Linked DNA regions of Homo sapiens: region 2 is linked to region 1. Evidence: read pairs that join two places in POLR2A ChIA-PET (ENCODE). Cell type or tissue: HepG2. All regions are shown on one strand.

Evidence for each region. ChIA-PET counts read pairs that join two places held together with the same protein. Peaks named below come from ENCODE experiments on the same cell type or tissue, not always from the same donor. Only the 100,000 strongest peaks of a DNase experiment are listed, where the experiment ranks them.
Region 2: POLR2A ChIA-PET joins it to region 1 with 6 read pairs; 2 of 35 experiments call an interaction of 5 or more read pairs at or near these places.

Annotation. Positions count from the first base shown.
Region 1 is chr5:57,100,033-57,108,032 of GRCh38, forward strand. No RefSeq gene overlaps it. Among named protein-coding and RNA genes, the nearest start is that of GPBP1, 70 kb to the right of the region's middle. In HepG2, no CTCF peak of the experiment used is centred here; DNase peaks (open chromatin) are centred at 2,389, 3,039 and 3,469; H3K4me3 peaks cover 1,221 bases.
Region 2 is chr5:57,186,224-57,194,223 of GRCh38, forward strand. The region is part of intron 2 of GPBP1 (GC-rich promoter binding protein 1); the gene reads left to right. Among named protein-coding and RNA genes, the nearest start is that of GPBP1, 16 kb to the left of the region's middle. In HepG2, no CTCF peak of the experiment used is centred here; no DNase peak of the experiment used is centred here.

The DNA of each region.
Region 1 (8,000 bases):
TAAAACTTTCAGCAAAATCAGTATAAAAGGGACATACCTCAATATAATAAAAGCCATCTATGGCAAACCCACAGCCAACATAATACTGAATGGGGAAAAGTTGAAAGCATTCCCTCTGAGAACTGTAACAAGACAAGAATGCCCATTCTCACTATCCCTCTTCAGTATACTACTGGAAGTCCTAACCAGAGCAATCAGACAAGAGAAAGAAATAAAGGGCATCCAAATTGGTAAAGATGAAGTCAAACCATTACTGTTTACTGATGATATGATTGTTTACCTAGAAAACCCTAAAGACTCCTCCAGAAAGCTCCTAGAACTGATAAAAGAATTCAGCAGGCTGGGCGTGGTGGCTCACTCCTGTAATCCCAGCACTTTGGGAGGCCAAGGTGGGTGGATCACGAGATCAAGAGATGGAGACCATCCTGGCCAACGTGGCGAAAGCCCATCTCTACTAAAAATACAAAAATTACCCGGGCATGGTGGCACGTGCCTGTAATCCCAGCTACTCGGGAGGCCGAGGCAGGAGAATCGCTTGAACTCAGGAGGCAGAGGTTGCAGTCAGCCGATATCGTGCCACTGCACTCCAGCCTAGTGACAAAGCGAGCTTCCATCTCAAAAAAAAAAAAAAAAAAAAGAAGAAGAAGAAGAAGAAGAAGAATTCAGCAAAGTTTCTGGATACAAAATTAATGTACACAAATCAGTAGCTCTTCTATACACCAACAGCAACCAAGCTGAGACTCAAATCAAGAACTCAACCCCTTTTAAAATAGCTGCAAAAATAAAGTAAAATACTTCGGGATATACCTAATCAAGAAGGTGAAAGACCTCTACAAGGAAAACTACAAAACACTGCTGAAAGAAATCATAGATGACACAAACAAATGGAAACACATCCCATGCTCATGGATGGGTAGAATCAATATTGTGAAAATGACCATACTGCCAAAAGCAATCTACAAATTCAATGCAATTCCCATCAAAATACCATCATCATTCTTCACAGAATTAGAAAAAACAATTCTAAAAATCATATGGAACCAAAAAAAAGCCCACATAGCCAAAGCAAGACTAAGCAAAAAGAACAAATCTGGAAGCATCACATTGCCTAATTTCAAACTATACTATAAGGCCATAGTCACCAAAACAGCATGTTACTGGTATAAAAATAGGCACATAGATCGATGGAACAGAATAGAGAACCCAGAAATAAACCCGAATACTTACAGCCAACTGATCTTTGACAAAGCCAAAAAACATAAAGTGGGGAAAGGACACCCTTTTCAACAAATGGTGCTGGAATAATTGGCTAGCTACATGTAGGAGAATGAAACTGGATCCTCATCTCTCACCTTACACAAAAATCAACTCAAGATGGATTAAGGACTTAAATCTAAGACCTGAAACTATCGAAATTCTAGAACATAATGTTGGAAAAACCCTTCTAGACATTGTCTTAGGCAAGGATTTCATGACCAAGAACCCAAAAGCAAATAAAATAAAAGCAAAGATAAATTGCTGGGACTTAATTAAACTAAAGAGCTTTTGCATGGCAAAAGGAACAATCAGCAGAGTAAACAGACAACCTACAGAGTAGGAAAATATCTTTACAATCTATACATCTGACAAAGGACCAATATCTAGAATCTACAATGAACTCAAACAAATCAACAAGAAAAAAACAAACTATCTTGGCTGGGTGTAGTGGCTCACACCTGTAATCCCAGCACTTTGGGAGGCCAAGGCAGACGGATCACCTGAGGTCGGGAGTTTGAGACCAGCCTGACCAACATGGAGAAAACCCATCTCTACTAAAAATACAAAATTAGCCAGGCATGGTGGTGGGTGCCTGTAATCCCAGCTACTCGGGAGGCTGAGGCCGGAGAATCCCTTGAACCTGGGAGGCAGATGTTGCAGTGAGCCAAGATCACACCATTGCACTCCAGCCTGGGCAACAAGAGCTAAACTCCATCTCAAAAACAGCAACAACAACAATAACAAGCCATCAAAAAGTGGTCTAAGGACATGAATAGACAATTCTCAAAAGATATACAAGTGGCCAAAAAACATGAAAAAATGTATGATCAGGGAAATGCAAATCAAAACCACAATGCGATACCACCTTACTCTTGCAAGAATGGCCACAATCAAATGAATGAGACTCCGTCTCAAAAAAAAAAAAAAGAAAAAAAAGGAAAGAGAAGAAACTGTGATATATATATGATGGAATACTACTTGGCCACAAAAAGGAATGGATTAATGGCATTCACAGTGACCTGGATGAGACTGGAGACTATTATTCTAAGTGAAGTAACTCAGGAACTGAAAACAAAACGTCGTGTGTTTTCATAAGCAGGAGCTAAGCTATGAGGATACAAAGACCTAACAATGACACAATGGACTTTCGGGACTCAGAGGGCAAGGGTGGGAAGGCGGTGAAGGATAAAAGACTACAAATAGGGTGCAGTGTATACTGCTCAGGTGATGAGTGCACCAAAATCTCACAAATCACTAAAGATCTTACTCATGTAACCGAACACCACCTATTCCCCCAGTAAGCTATGGAAATAAAAAATTAAAAAATAAAATAAAATGAAGCAGTCTTGCTATTGGTGCCCAGGCTGGTCTCAAACTCTTGGGCTCAAGCATTCCTCCCACCTTGGCCTCTCAAAGTGTTGGAATTATAGGCATGAGCCACCACACCTGGCCCAGGCAATAGTATTTTATCAGCATTAAATTTATTGAGTTACATTATCACTCTGTAGTTATTATCCTAACGTCCTTGTTCTTAAGATTATTTGCTATAGAGATGATGGGCCATAATCTCAACCACTTACTTTCATGTTTTCACGAAGAAAAGTTGTTTTAAAAATAAGAATAAGAAAGAAGTAAAATGAAAAATGAAACAGGTATCTTAGATATGTGTAAGTATTTGGCAATTTTGGTGAAACATTAACTAATCACTGACTACTCAGTGCCCAAATGTCTGTTTCAGGCAGTGTGTTCAAAGGTCCCATTCAAGGCAAATGCAATGAAGATCTGAGGTCTAGTGTCAGGTCAACATGAGTTGTAAAGTCAAAAGCATTCCAGAAGCCCCTTTCTCCACTAAATGCAGAGTTTAAGGGGTTCTATGAGCCAAAGTTTTGTGGAAGAACAAAGGGATTTGCAAAGCAAGTGCTTATCAAAGTAAAGTTTAGAGGGACTCTAATAAAGACAAAAGCACTGGATGGTCCGTCCCAACCCTGCTTTCCACTTTTTACTGCAACCCAGCCCTCTAATTTCTAAATTTTTTGTATCTCTGACATTAAGAAATGAAGTCTTGAAAAGGTAAATCTATAATGCAGGGTCAACTGGCTTTATGTCTTTTTTCTTTTCTTTTTTTTTTGAGATACCATTGGGCTCTGTTACCTAGGCTGGTATACAGTGGTGTGATCACAGCTCACTGTAACCTTGACCTTCTGGGCCGAAGCAATCCTTCCACCTCAGCCTCCAGAGTAGCTGGGACTACAGGCACATGCCACTACTCTAGGCCAAGTTTTGTATTTTTTGTAGAAATAGAGTTTCACTGTATTTCCCAGGCTAATCTCAGACTCCTGGGCTCAAGCAATCAGCCGACCTCAGCCTGCCAAAGTGCTGGCATTACAGGTATGAGCCACCATGCCTGGTTACTGGCTTTACGTCTTAAAGACACCGTATCAGAGCTGACCTCACTGGCTCTGAGTCTTTGAACTGGTGATTGGAGACCAAGTAACAGGCAGGTATACGAGGTTGGTCTAGGGAAAAAACACCTGTTTTGTGAATTTCAGGTCTCTGACAGCTTCCTCTACAAAGAGTCACCTCCTGAGATGTGGGAAAGGAGTGACAATGTGTTGTACTGACACTGCATCTAAGTTTCAAAGCCAGTGTGGTATTTCTCCAAAGCCCAAATTCCTAGCCTAAATGTCCTGCTGCCACATCAATGCCCCATACAATCTGGCCCTGTACTTTTGTCCCTTATCCAACCTACATGCATACTATTCCTTCAAACGTAGCTTAATTTTTAGCTATATCTAAATTACCTACCCCTCACTTAACCCATAATGCTTCTTTATGCCTCCATATATTTGCTTATGTTTTGCTTCTACTCAGATCACCCTTACCCCCCAGGGCATGCAAGAAACATCATCTTGCGTCAAGTTTATCCCAAATTTCTTTTTATCTTTCAAACCTTTAATAAATTCTTTTTTTTTTTTTTTTTTTTGAGACAGAGTCTCGCTCTGTCGCCCAGGCTGGAGTGCAGTGGCGCAATCTCGGCTCACTGCAAGCTCCGCCTCCCAGGTTCACGCCATTCTCCTGCCTCAGCCTCCCGAGTAGCTGGGACTACAGGCGCCTGCCACCACGCCCGGCTAATTTTTTTGTATTTTTAGTAGAGATGGGGTTTCACCTTGTTAGCCAGGATGGTCTCGATCTCCTGACCTCGTGATCTGCCCGCCTCGGCCTCGCAAAGTGCTGGGATTACAGGCATGAGCCACCGCGCCCGGCGCAACTCTTTTTTTTCTAACTTCTCCAAGCAGAGGTTGTTCTCCCACATTAAGACCTTATACAGACTTTTATTATAATTTGTATTATTTTCCTTTTTATTTTTGATTAGTTTTCATGTCTGTCCTTTTGATTAGATGTAAACTCCTTCAAAGCCAAAACTGAGTCATAGCAATTGTTTTTTTTTTTCCTGTGGTCCACTATTTCAATTCCTTTCCTGTCAGCACAGGTTTCTCCTTATACAATACCAGCCCCGCAAAGTGTCTTCTCCTTTTCAATTTCAACACCCACACCCAACTTTTTCATGGAATTTGCTCCCTTCCTATTCAGGTGTGTACTCTTTTAATTACTGATCCCTAAACACTTGGAGCAACAAGAGGTCTAACTCCATCACCTTGCAGTAGAATGCTGACAGGTAGCCAGAGCATCAGTGGAGGTGCACTTCCTTTCTGGATCACTCAGCCTGATGTTTCTTTCCATTCACTGGCTATTGTATGACGTATCTGTGGTGCTTACAGCCCAGGTTGGTCTGGAACACATCCATTTCCCTACTTATGATGGTAGAATGGATAGTTTGGGTATGGAAGGAAGCCCCTCAGTTGGATGAGGCTGTGAAGAAACAAGGGCAGGGATGCAAATAGAAGTGGAGACTGGAGTGGAAGGCCATTGTGTTAATTAGCTTGATTGCTGAGAAGATACAAAAAAATGAGTGACTGGGAAGAGGCAAGAGCCACACCTGGCCCCATCTGTTGCATGTTACTTATTGCGTTAGCCTTGTTTCTCTCTCTCTCTCTCTCTCTCACACACACACACTCTCTCTCTCTCTCTCACACACACACACACACACACACACACACACAGTCACCTGAAAGGTGTTCCATGAGGTGTATTGTCCAGCCTGAGTTTTCCCCAGGAATAGGTAGGAGTGTGGAGCCCTATAGAATGGAAAATATGGATGTATGTCCTAGTTACAGTTGAAGGAGTGTCTGGGTGGGGGTGTAAACTATAAAGCAATTCTGTCATGGGAAGATGGATAACCAGTTTTCCTGGTAATAGGTAGAGTAAAAGAGTAATCTCAGTTGGTTATTAATTCTTGTACTATTCCAGATCTTTTGCATTCATTATCTACTCAAATCCTCAAAACAGTCCAATGAACTATGTATTATTCCAACTTCACAAATGTGGAAAGTAGCTCTTAGACCAAATTATTAACCGGTCTAACAGCAAATTAGTGACAGAGCCAACACTGAGTCAATATTGAAATTCAAATGTGTCTAATTCCAAAATCATCATGACATAACACCTACAAGATATCCAAAACACAGTTCATTCATTTAGCTAACAGATGTTTATTGTGCACCCACTGGAGGCAAGCACCCACTGGGAATATAATAATAAGGTAAAACAAAAACATGCTTCTCCTCGTGGAGCTTACAGCCTCATGGAAGAGATAAGCATCAATCAAATCATCAAGCAAGTAAGTGCAATATTGCAGCTGTGACTTGTACCATGAAGGAAAAGTACATAGTGCTATAAGAATGTATTAGTATGGGGCCAGGTACAGTGGCTTACACCTATAATCCCAGCACTTTAGGAGGCCAAGGTGGGAGGATCCCTTGAAGTCAGGAGTTTGAAAACAGCCTGGGTAATACAGTGAGACCCTGTCTCCAGTAATTCTAGCTACTTGGGATGCTGAGGTGGGAGAATCACTTGAGCCCAGGAGTGCAAGGCACAGTGAGATATGATTGCAACACTACACTCCAGCCTGGGGGAAGGAATAAGGACCTGTCTCTTAACAAAAAAAAAAGAAGAAGAAAGAAGAAGAAGGAGGAGGAGGAGGAGAAAAAGAATATACCTATCCAACATTTCCTCTTCTAAAAACTTCACTTCTGGCCAGGTATAGTGGCTCATACCTGTAATTCCAACACTTTGGGAGGCCAAGGTGGGAGGATTGCTTGAGCCCAGGAGTTCAATACCAGCCTGAGCAACATAGTGAGACCCCACCTCTAAAAAAAAAAGAAATTATAAGTTAGCCAGGTATGGTAGCATGCACCTGTGGTCCTAGCTACTCGGGAGGCTGAGGTGGGAGGATTGCTTGAGCCCGAGAGTTCGAGGTCACAGGAGCCAAGATTGCACCACTGCACTCCAGCCTGGGCAACAAAGCAAGACTCTGTCTCAAACACAAAACTTCAGTTTTCCTTTGGGAACCACCCCTTCCTCATTCTCTGACAATGCAGTTCAGGTAGAGCTAACATGGCCCCACTCACTAATCACAGCCTCTCCCCACTGACTTCATTGAAGGTCACATGACTTAGCCCTGGCTAATGAAAGTACTACTTCCCTAGGACCACAGTGATTGGTTCAAGAAAGTTTCATGTGACTCAAGCCAGGCCAATGAGAAAGATGCAGAGATTTTCCTGGCACCATTAAGAATGAGATATTCTTCTTCAATTGAGCAGCAAAGCTAATAGAATGCACTTGGAGCTGCTGGTGGCCGTGACACAAGGAGAGGATACCTGAGGATGAAGCTAACAGAGAAGAGGAGAGGCAAGAAATACAGATCCCCGCAGATATTAATTAAATACATGCACCCAGGTTCATATCAGCAACCGATAAACATTTTGGTTATATGAGCCAGTTAATTCGCCTCTTTCTGCTTAAGCCAGTTTGACTGATTGTTTGGTTGGTTGATTGAATTTTTTTTAATCACTTGCAGTTAAAAGAGAAAAGCATCCCAACTGAGAGATTTATTTTTTATTTATCTTTTTTTTTTTTTTTTGAGGTAGACTTTTGCTCTTGTTGCCCAGGCTGGAGTGCAGTGGCACAATCTGGGCTCACTGCAAGCTCTGCCTCCCTGATTCAAGCGATTCTCGTGCCTTAGCCTCCTGAGTAGCTGGAACTACAAGCACGTGCCACCATGCCTGGCTAATTTTGTATTTTTAGTAGAGATGGGGTTTTACCATGTTGGCCAGGCTGGTCTCGAACTGCTGACCTCAGGTGATCCACCAGCCTCGGTTTCCCAAAGTGCTGGGATTACAGGCATGAGCCACCATGCCCGGCCTGACTGAGAGATTTATCTGCACAGTCAGGGAAGTCTTCCATGAAGAACTAAGGTGATCTGAATTCTGAAAGATAAGTAGCAGTTAATTTGGCAAAGAGAGGAAGGAGGAGTGTTCCAGTCAAAGAGACTAGCAAGTGCTAGAGCTTTGTATGAGGAAGGAGCATGATGATTGAGAGGGATGGAGAGAAGGCCAGTGTGAGTGGACAGAGCTGATGTAGTACAAGATGAAAATGGAAAGACAGCTTCCTGTCTTTAGCATAGTAAACTGTGCTAAGGATTCTGATCTTTGGATTTAGAGCCAGAGGACACATTTAAGGGCTTTTAAGTATGATGGATAAGGTAGTGGTGATACTACCAGACTTGTATACAGGTTGTTTTTTCCTTTAATGAGACAGGGTCTCACAATGTTACTCAGGCTAGA
Region 2 (8,000 bases), 86 kb after region 1:
CCTATTCTCCAAAAAATTTAAATTAAGTGGGCATGGTGGCATACCTCAGCTACTTGAGAGACCAAGGTGGCAGGTTTGCTTGAACCCAGGAGTTCAAGGCTGTAGTGAGCTATGATTGTGGCACTGCACTCTGGTCTGGGTGACAGAGCGGGACCTTGCCTCTTTAAAAAAAAAAAAAAATTTTTTTTTCTTTCATGGTTTGTGCTTTTGTGTCCTAAGAAATCATTGCCTAACCCAAGGTCATAGAGTTTTCTCCTGTCTTGTAGAAGTTGTGTAATTTCGTTCTTATCTTTTAGGTCTTTGATTCATTTTGAATTTTTTGCATGTGGTGCGATAAAAAGATGTTCACTTTTTGGGGGGTGGGGTACACAGGGTCTCACTCTGTCACCCAGGCTGGAGTGCAGTGGCGTAATTAACAGGTCTCTGCAGCTTTGACTTCTTGGGCTGGAATGATCCTCCTAATCCTTTTGAGTAGTTGAGACTACAGGTATGTGCCACCACACCTGGCTGATTTTTAAATTTTTTTGTGTGGAAACAGAGTCTCACTGTGTTGCCCAGAGTGGTCTCAAATTACTGGACTCATGGGATCCTCCTGCGTTGGCCTCCCAAAGTATTGGGATTACAGGCGAGAGCCGCTGTGACCACCCCTATTTTTTTTTTTCCATGTAAATGTCCAGTTGTGCAAGTTTCATTTGTTGAAAAGATTGTTTCCCATTGAATCACCTTGAAATTTCTGTGATGAAAATCAAATTATGTGTGTCTATTTCTGGACTCAGAGAAGTGTGTGTGTGTGTGTGTGTGTGTGTGTGTGTGTGTATGTATGTTTGTATGTATTATGCTAATTCTATGGAATGCTAGTCCATAAATAAAATAGTATTTGATTTTTTTTTCTGCTTTAACATTGGATGTCTTACATTTTCTAAAATATTTTATAGGAAATTTGGAGCAACAGGGAAATTGTTTTTGTGGGTGTGTGAAGTAAGACCTGTTGCAAAATAACGTCATCTTGAATTCGTATGTCAATCTTCTTTTAAGTGGCTTGAAATGTTAGATATCTAATTCATACTTGAGCATACTTAGAAAATGACAACATTTCTATACTGGAAATGAGAAAGTAGGATGTAAAAGTATCAACTTATTTACTATGATATATTATCTCAACAGTGGATTTGGGACTCTTCTCTCTTGAGTGCTAATTATGTGCTAGAGATTTCCTTTGCCTCAGGAAATGTTTGAGTGCCTATGGTATCGTTGGTGCTGGGGATTTTCTAGTGAACAAGGCAAAAATGTAAGATTCCTCTGTCCGTGAAGTTTGCTGTGAAGTTCTATGAATACAGAATAAAAAGAGTCCTTGAATTTGAATTATGGTTTCATGCCATCTGTTACATTATATAATAGCTATGTGATATTGGCCAACATAGTCTTTATGACTTAATTCTTGCTCTATAAAATAGTGCCTCACAGAGTTGTTGTTATTAAAGTCAAGTGAAATAATGAATGCTAAATGCTTTGAAATTGTAAAATAATACAGACAGTGGTGTTGTGGCTGGTCACAGGTGATAGTGGTTGAAGACCATATCATATGATCAACCAGGAGGGAGAGATTATGAATTGGAGGACATAGGTAAGTATAAATTGAAGGGACAGAAGAAGCAGAAACCAGATATATATATATATATGTATAATGTATTTGTGTATATATAATATATATGTATATATGACATTTAAAATTATCGAGGCTGGGCTTGGTGGCTCATGCCTGTAATCTCAGCACTTTGGGAGGCTGAGGTGGGTGGATCACTTGAGGTCAGGAGTTTGAGACCAGCCTGGTCAACATAGTGAAACCCCATCTCTACCAAAAAATACAAAAATTAACTGGGCATGATTGTGCACGCCTGTAGTCCCAGCTACACAGGAGGCTAAGGCAAGAGAATCGCTTGATCTCAGGAAGTGGAAGTTGCAGTGAGCTGAGATCGCACCACTGCACTCTAGGCTGGGCGACAGAATGAGAGACTGTCTCAAAAAAAAAAAAATGGTTGAAGCACATGCATTCCACTCTTGGGATAATACTTGTGTAATTTGTGGTATGATACCATAGCTTTAAAAGGTATATTTATGCAAATGATCTCAAGTTTAAATTTCCAGTTCAGATCTTCTCTCCATATTCCAGGCTTATAGCTTAACTGCCGTCTTGACTTCTCTACCTGTAAAATTTAACGTTCAGTGCTACACTCAGGCTGGACATGGAGGCTCACGCCTGTAATCCCAGCATTTTGGAAAGCTGAGGCAGGTGGATTGCTCGGGAGTTTGCGACCAGCCTGGGCAGCATGGTGAAATCCTGTCTCTACTTAAAAAAAAAAAATGCAGAAATTAGCTGGGCATGGTATTGGGTGCCTGTAATCCCAGCTACTCGGGAGGCTGAGGCATGAGAATTGCTTAAACACGTCAGGCAGAGGTTGTAGTGAGCCGAGATCGTGGCACTGCACTCCAGCCTGGGCGACAGAGCGAGACATTGTCTCAAAAAAAATAAAAGGCAAGCTACAGTCTTACTTCCTAGCCCCATACTCTCTCTATTCTTTCTCATCTCAGTATGGCTCCACCAGCTACCTATTTATTCAGGCTAAAACACGTGGGAATCATCTTTGGCTTTCTTCTTTCCCCCCATCTAATCCATTAGCAAATTATGTGTTCTACCTTCAAAATCTCCTAAATGTATTCATTAATATCCCACTGCTACTAGACTTGTACAAGCCTCTTTCTGTCTGTCTGTCTGTCTGTCTTTCTTTGCGACGAAGTTTCACTCTTGTTGCCTAGGCTGGAGTATAGTGGTGTGATCTTGGCTCACTGCAACCTCTGCCTCCCAAGTAGCTGGGATTACAGGCATGCACCACCATACCCGGCTAATTTTTTTTTTGGAAGACAGTCTCGCTCTGTCCCCCAGGCTGGAATGTATTGCCACTATCTCAGTTCACTGCAACTTCCACTTTCCAGTTCAGGTCATTCTCATGCCTCAGTCTACTGAGTAGCTGGGATTACAGGTGCCTGCCACCGTGCCCAGCTAATTTTTGTATTTTTAGTAGAGACGGGGCTTTGTCATGTTGGCCAGGCTGGTCTTGACCTCCTGACTTCAGGTGATCTGCCCACCTAGGCCTCCCAAAGTGTTGGGATTATAGGCGTGAGCCACCATGCCCAGCCCAGCTAATTTTGTATTTTTAGTAGAGACAGGGTTTTACTATGTTGGACAGGCAGGTCTCGAACTCCTGGCCTGTGGTGATCCACCCACCTTGGCCTCCCAAAGTGCTGGGATTACAGGCCTGAGCCACTGCGCTCAGCCCACTTTTTTTCACTTGAACTACTGTGGTAGCCTTTTAACTTTATTCCTGTACCATTGTGTACTCTATTTCATTATTCACAGAGCAGTGATCCTTTAAAAATGATATTCGATTGTGTCATTATTGTGCTTAAAACCCTTTAATGTCTTTCCATTGGATCTAAAAATAGCATGCATACTCTATAGCCTGCAAGGATCTGCATTGTTTATTTGTTCCCTCTCCTTGTCTGGAACCTTGCTTACTGTCTTACTGGCCCATTGGCCTTCTTTCTCTTACCTGAACACGAGACATTTTTCTTTATATTTGTTCCCTCTTCTCTGTTCTTCCCTTGTCAGCTCAATTTTAGCTCAAACCTAACTTTCTCTGAGATTCTCTAACCATTTTGTGTAAAGTGGGCCACTCTATTCAATACTTTGATTTCTCTTATTATTCTATATTATTTCACTTAAAGCACAGCTTATAATTATCTTGTTTACCCTGTGCCCGTCTTTATCACATAAGCTCTTTGAGAGCAGGGACCTTGTCTCATTTGTTTACTGTTGTAGTCTCAGTGCACTTATTTGCACAGTAAAAGAACTATTAACATCTATAAATAATTTAGCCTTACTTTTTTTTAGGGGGGGGATTGGGTGTATATGGTTGTTTTTATTATAGAGCTATTTTTAACTGCTTGGGGACTAGGTGGAATTTGTTATTGGATTATAGGAGGGTTGATTTGTTGTCATGTCATTTAGAAGCTGTTTTATCAGCTGGGCGTGGTGGCTCATACCTGTAATCCCAGCACTTTGGGAGGCCGAGGCAGGTGGATCACCTGAGGTCAGGAGTTCAAGACCAGCCTGGCCAACACGGTGAAACCCCATCTCTACTAAAAGTATAAAAATTAGCCGAGCGTGTTGGCACGCACCTGTAATCTCAATTACTGGGAGGCTGAGGCGGGAGAACCACTTGAACCCAGGAGGTGGAGGTTGCAGTGAGCTGAGATCACGCCACTGCACTCCAGCCTGGGTGACAGAGCAAGACTCCATCTCAGTTAAAAAAAAAAAAAGAAAAAAGCTATTTTATGTGTCTAGAATTAAATAAATTGTTATATGAGCTTTTTGTCTGCTAGATTCAAGACTGGCTTTGGATTTGCTGTTAGCTTTTTTTTTTTTTTTTTTTTTTTTTTTTCCTGAGACAAGGTCTTGCTCTGTCACCCAGGCTAGAGTGTGCTCCATTATCACAGCTCACTGCAGCCTTGACCTCCTGGGCTCAAGCAATCTTCCGGCCTCAGCCTTCTGAGTAGCTGGGACTACAGGTACATACCACCATGTCTGGCTAATTTTTGTATTTTTTGGTAGAGACGGGGTTTTGCCATGTTGCCTAGAACTCTAGGCAAAACATGTTGCCTTGAACTCTAGGTAAAACATGTTGTCTTGAACTCTAGGCAAAACATATTGTCTTGAACTCTGGGGTTCAAGTGATCTGCCCGCCTTGGCCTCCCCAAGTGCTGGGGTTACAGGTGTGAGCCATTGTGCCTGGCTCCTCTTAGCTGTTTTTTTCTTTTCTTTTTTTTTTAAGGCATTCTCCGTCACCCAGGCTGGAGTGCAGTGGCACAACCTTGGCTTACTGCAACCTCTGCCTCCTTGGTTCAAGTGATTCTTGTGCCTCAGCTCCCAAGTAGCTGGAATTAACAGGCGCTTGCCATCATGACCAGCTAATTCAGCTAATTTTTGTATTTTTAGTAGAGGCAGGTTTCGCCATGTTGGCCAGGCTGGTCTTGAACTCCGGACCTTAAGTGATCCATCTGCTTCTGCTGTCCAAAGTGCTTGAATTACAGGTGTGAGCCGCCGTGCCTGGCCTTGCTCTTAGCTTTTTGAAGGGACTGCCTCATCTCATAAAGATTTGTTTACTGTGACCCTTGCCTTTAAAAATTTCCCCAATTTTGAACTGTTGAGTCAGAAGCCTTGAAACCTAGGTAATTTTTGCTCTCAGGTTCAAAGAAACAAAATACATTTATCTTTAGGTTTTTTTTTTTTTTGTTTGTTTGAGACCGAGTGTCACTCTATCACCAGGCTGGAGTGCAGTGGTGCGATCTCAGCTCACTGCAACCTCCGCCTCCTGGGTTCAAGTGATTCTCCTGCCTCAGCCTCCCGAGTAGCTGGGACTACAGATGCGCATCACCACACCCAGCTAATTTTTGTATTTTTAGTAGAGACGAGGTTTCACTGTGTTGGCCAGGATGGTCTCAATCTCTTGACCTCATGATCCGCCCACCTCTGCCTCCCAAAGTGCTGGGATTACAGGCGTGAGCCACCACGCCGGCCTGTCTAGGTTTTAAGGAGTGGCTTTGAAATATATGAGCAGAATTTAAGACTTATCATTTTTCAGAGATGAGACCATGATAGTTCATTTGTAGTGTGTCTTTGAGGAGGATACTAATGCAGATAAATATCCACAGAGCTTTAATTATTTTTGGTGTTACAAAGTTTATCTGTGTGATCTTGTTTTCCTTCTATGTAAGAAAAACATGTTATATAGATCCCTTGCAAGGACGTTATTTACTGAAGCTCTTAGAAGGATGCTAAACTTGAGGCTGTTTCAGGTGAGTATCCTCAGGAGAGTGTTGAAATTGTTTCTGGAACACTGGCTAGGTTGAAAACTACTTGAAAAATGCACTTACCTGAGCTGGGTGCCTTAATTTTTTTCTTTTAACTTGACTGGTAGTTTCACATTTCTATTAAGTACTTCCTGTTAAGTACTTCTGAGTACTTAATTTGCTGAGAGGACAGTAGTCTGTTTGGGGATAGCGCTAGATTGCAGTGGTAGCTCAAATTGCTCATCTTTTACCTGTCTAGGTGATTGAGACCTGTATTTTGTACTTTTTGACACAGCAGTAGTGTAAGACAGTGCCTGAGTAAAACTTAAAATTTAGGAGTTGGCTGGGCACGGTGGCTCACGCCTGTAATCCCAGCACTTTGGGAGGCTGAGGTAGGTGGATCACCTGAGGTCAGGAGTTCGAGACCAGCCTGACCAACATGGAGAAACTCCGTCTCTACTAAAAATACAAAATTAGCCTGGCGTGATGGTGAATGGCTGTAATCCCAGCTACTCAGGAGGCTGAGGCAGGAGAATCGCTTGAACCTGGGAGGCGGAGGTTGCGGTGAGCTGCGATCACGCCATTGCACTCCGGTCTGGGCAACGAGAGCGGAACTCCGTCTCAAAAAAAAAAAAAAAAAAAAATTAGGAGTTACTTACATGTCTATTACGAAGGCTAATGTTTTGTGTTAGATAAGATCTCTGTCTGATGTATCCTATGTTACTTACAGTATGTATATGTATCCAGAGCAGTTAAGAGTTTCAGCTACTATTTGACCTTGGGAACTTTAAAATGGACTTCACGTTTATATAAACACTTATTTTTCTTGTTTTGAAAAGAAGGTAACATCAACCTCCTGGAGATGGGATGAGGACTAAATGAGATGAATGTTAAAGAAACTGTTGGCCGGGCACGGTGACTCATGTCTGTAATCCCAGCACTTTGGGACGCCAAGGCGAGTGGATCACCTAAGGTCAGGAGTTGAAGACCAGCCTGGCCAACATGGTGAAACCCTGTCTCGACTAAAAATACAAAAATTAGCTGGGCATGGTGGTGGGTGCCTGTAATCCCAGATACTCAGGAGGCTGAGGCAGGAGAATTGCTTGAACTGGGAGGCCGAGGTTGCAGTGAGCCGAGATCGAGCCCTTGTGCTCTCGCCTGGGTGACAAGAGTGAAACTCCATCTCAAAAAGAAACTGCCTAGGCCGAGTGCCGTGGCTTACTCCTGTAATCCAGCACTTTGGGAAGTCGAGGTAGGAGATCACTTGAGTTCAGGAATTTGAGACCAGCTTGGGCAACATGATGAAACCCCATCTCCACAAAAAAATACAAAAACGACCTGGGCATGGTGACTTGCGCCTGTAGTCCCACCTGCTTGCGGGGCTGAGGTGGGAAGATCGCTTGAGCCCAGGAGGTGGAGGTTGCAGTGAGCCAAGATCATGCCACTGCACTCAAGCTTGGGCAATAGAATGAGACCCTGTCTCAAAAAAAAAAAAAAAAAAAAAAACTATGAAAAGTATTCTGTCTTTGTTAGTGCTATCTGGTTCGTAGGATTAGGCGTGTTTAAAAAATTAAATTGTTGGAACTTGTTTCCTGTGCTTGGGATGATTGGTCTTTAGCCTAACTCAGTTTCAGAAAAAAAATGGATTAAGAGTTTAAGGATTTGAAAAAAACAAAACAGTTTATTCAGGAAACAGTAAAATTGAGTCAGACTAAAAAAGATTTAAAATTGTTTTGAATTTATGCACACAAATTACAAAAGGTGTACCACAAGAGGTTTAGAGGAAAGTCACCCCTTTAATCCTGTTTCTTAGCAGTTCCCCTCTGCGGAAACCACTGTTAGTTTCTTATGTATTTTAGAGATGTATATAAAACCACATTCTTTTGCTTTCTAATACAAGTAGTAGCATCATGTCTACCCTGCTCTACAGTCTTTTTTTACTTAATGAACTTAGAACATTATTCCATATTAGTATGTGTAAAGTTACCTCATTCTTTTTATTGGCTGCATGCTAGTATAACTAGACCTCTATTGATGTATATTAGCCTGTTTCTTGTTTTTGTTTCTTTTTTGCTATTATGAGTAGCGCTAGT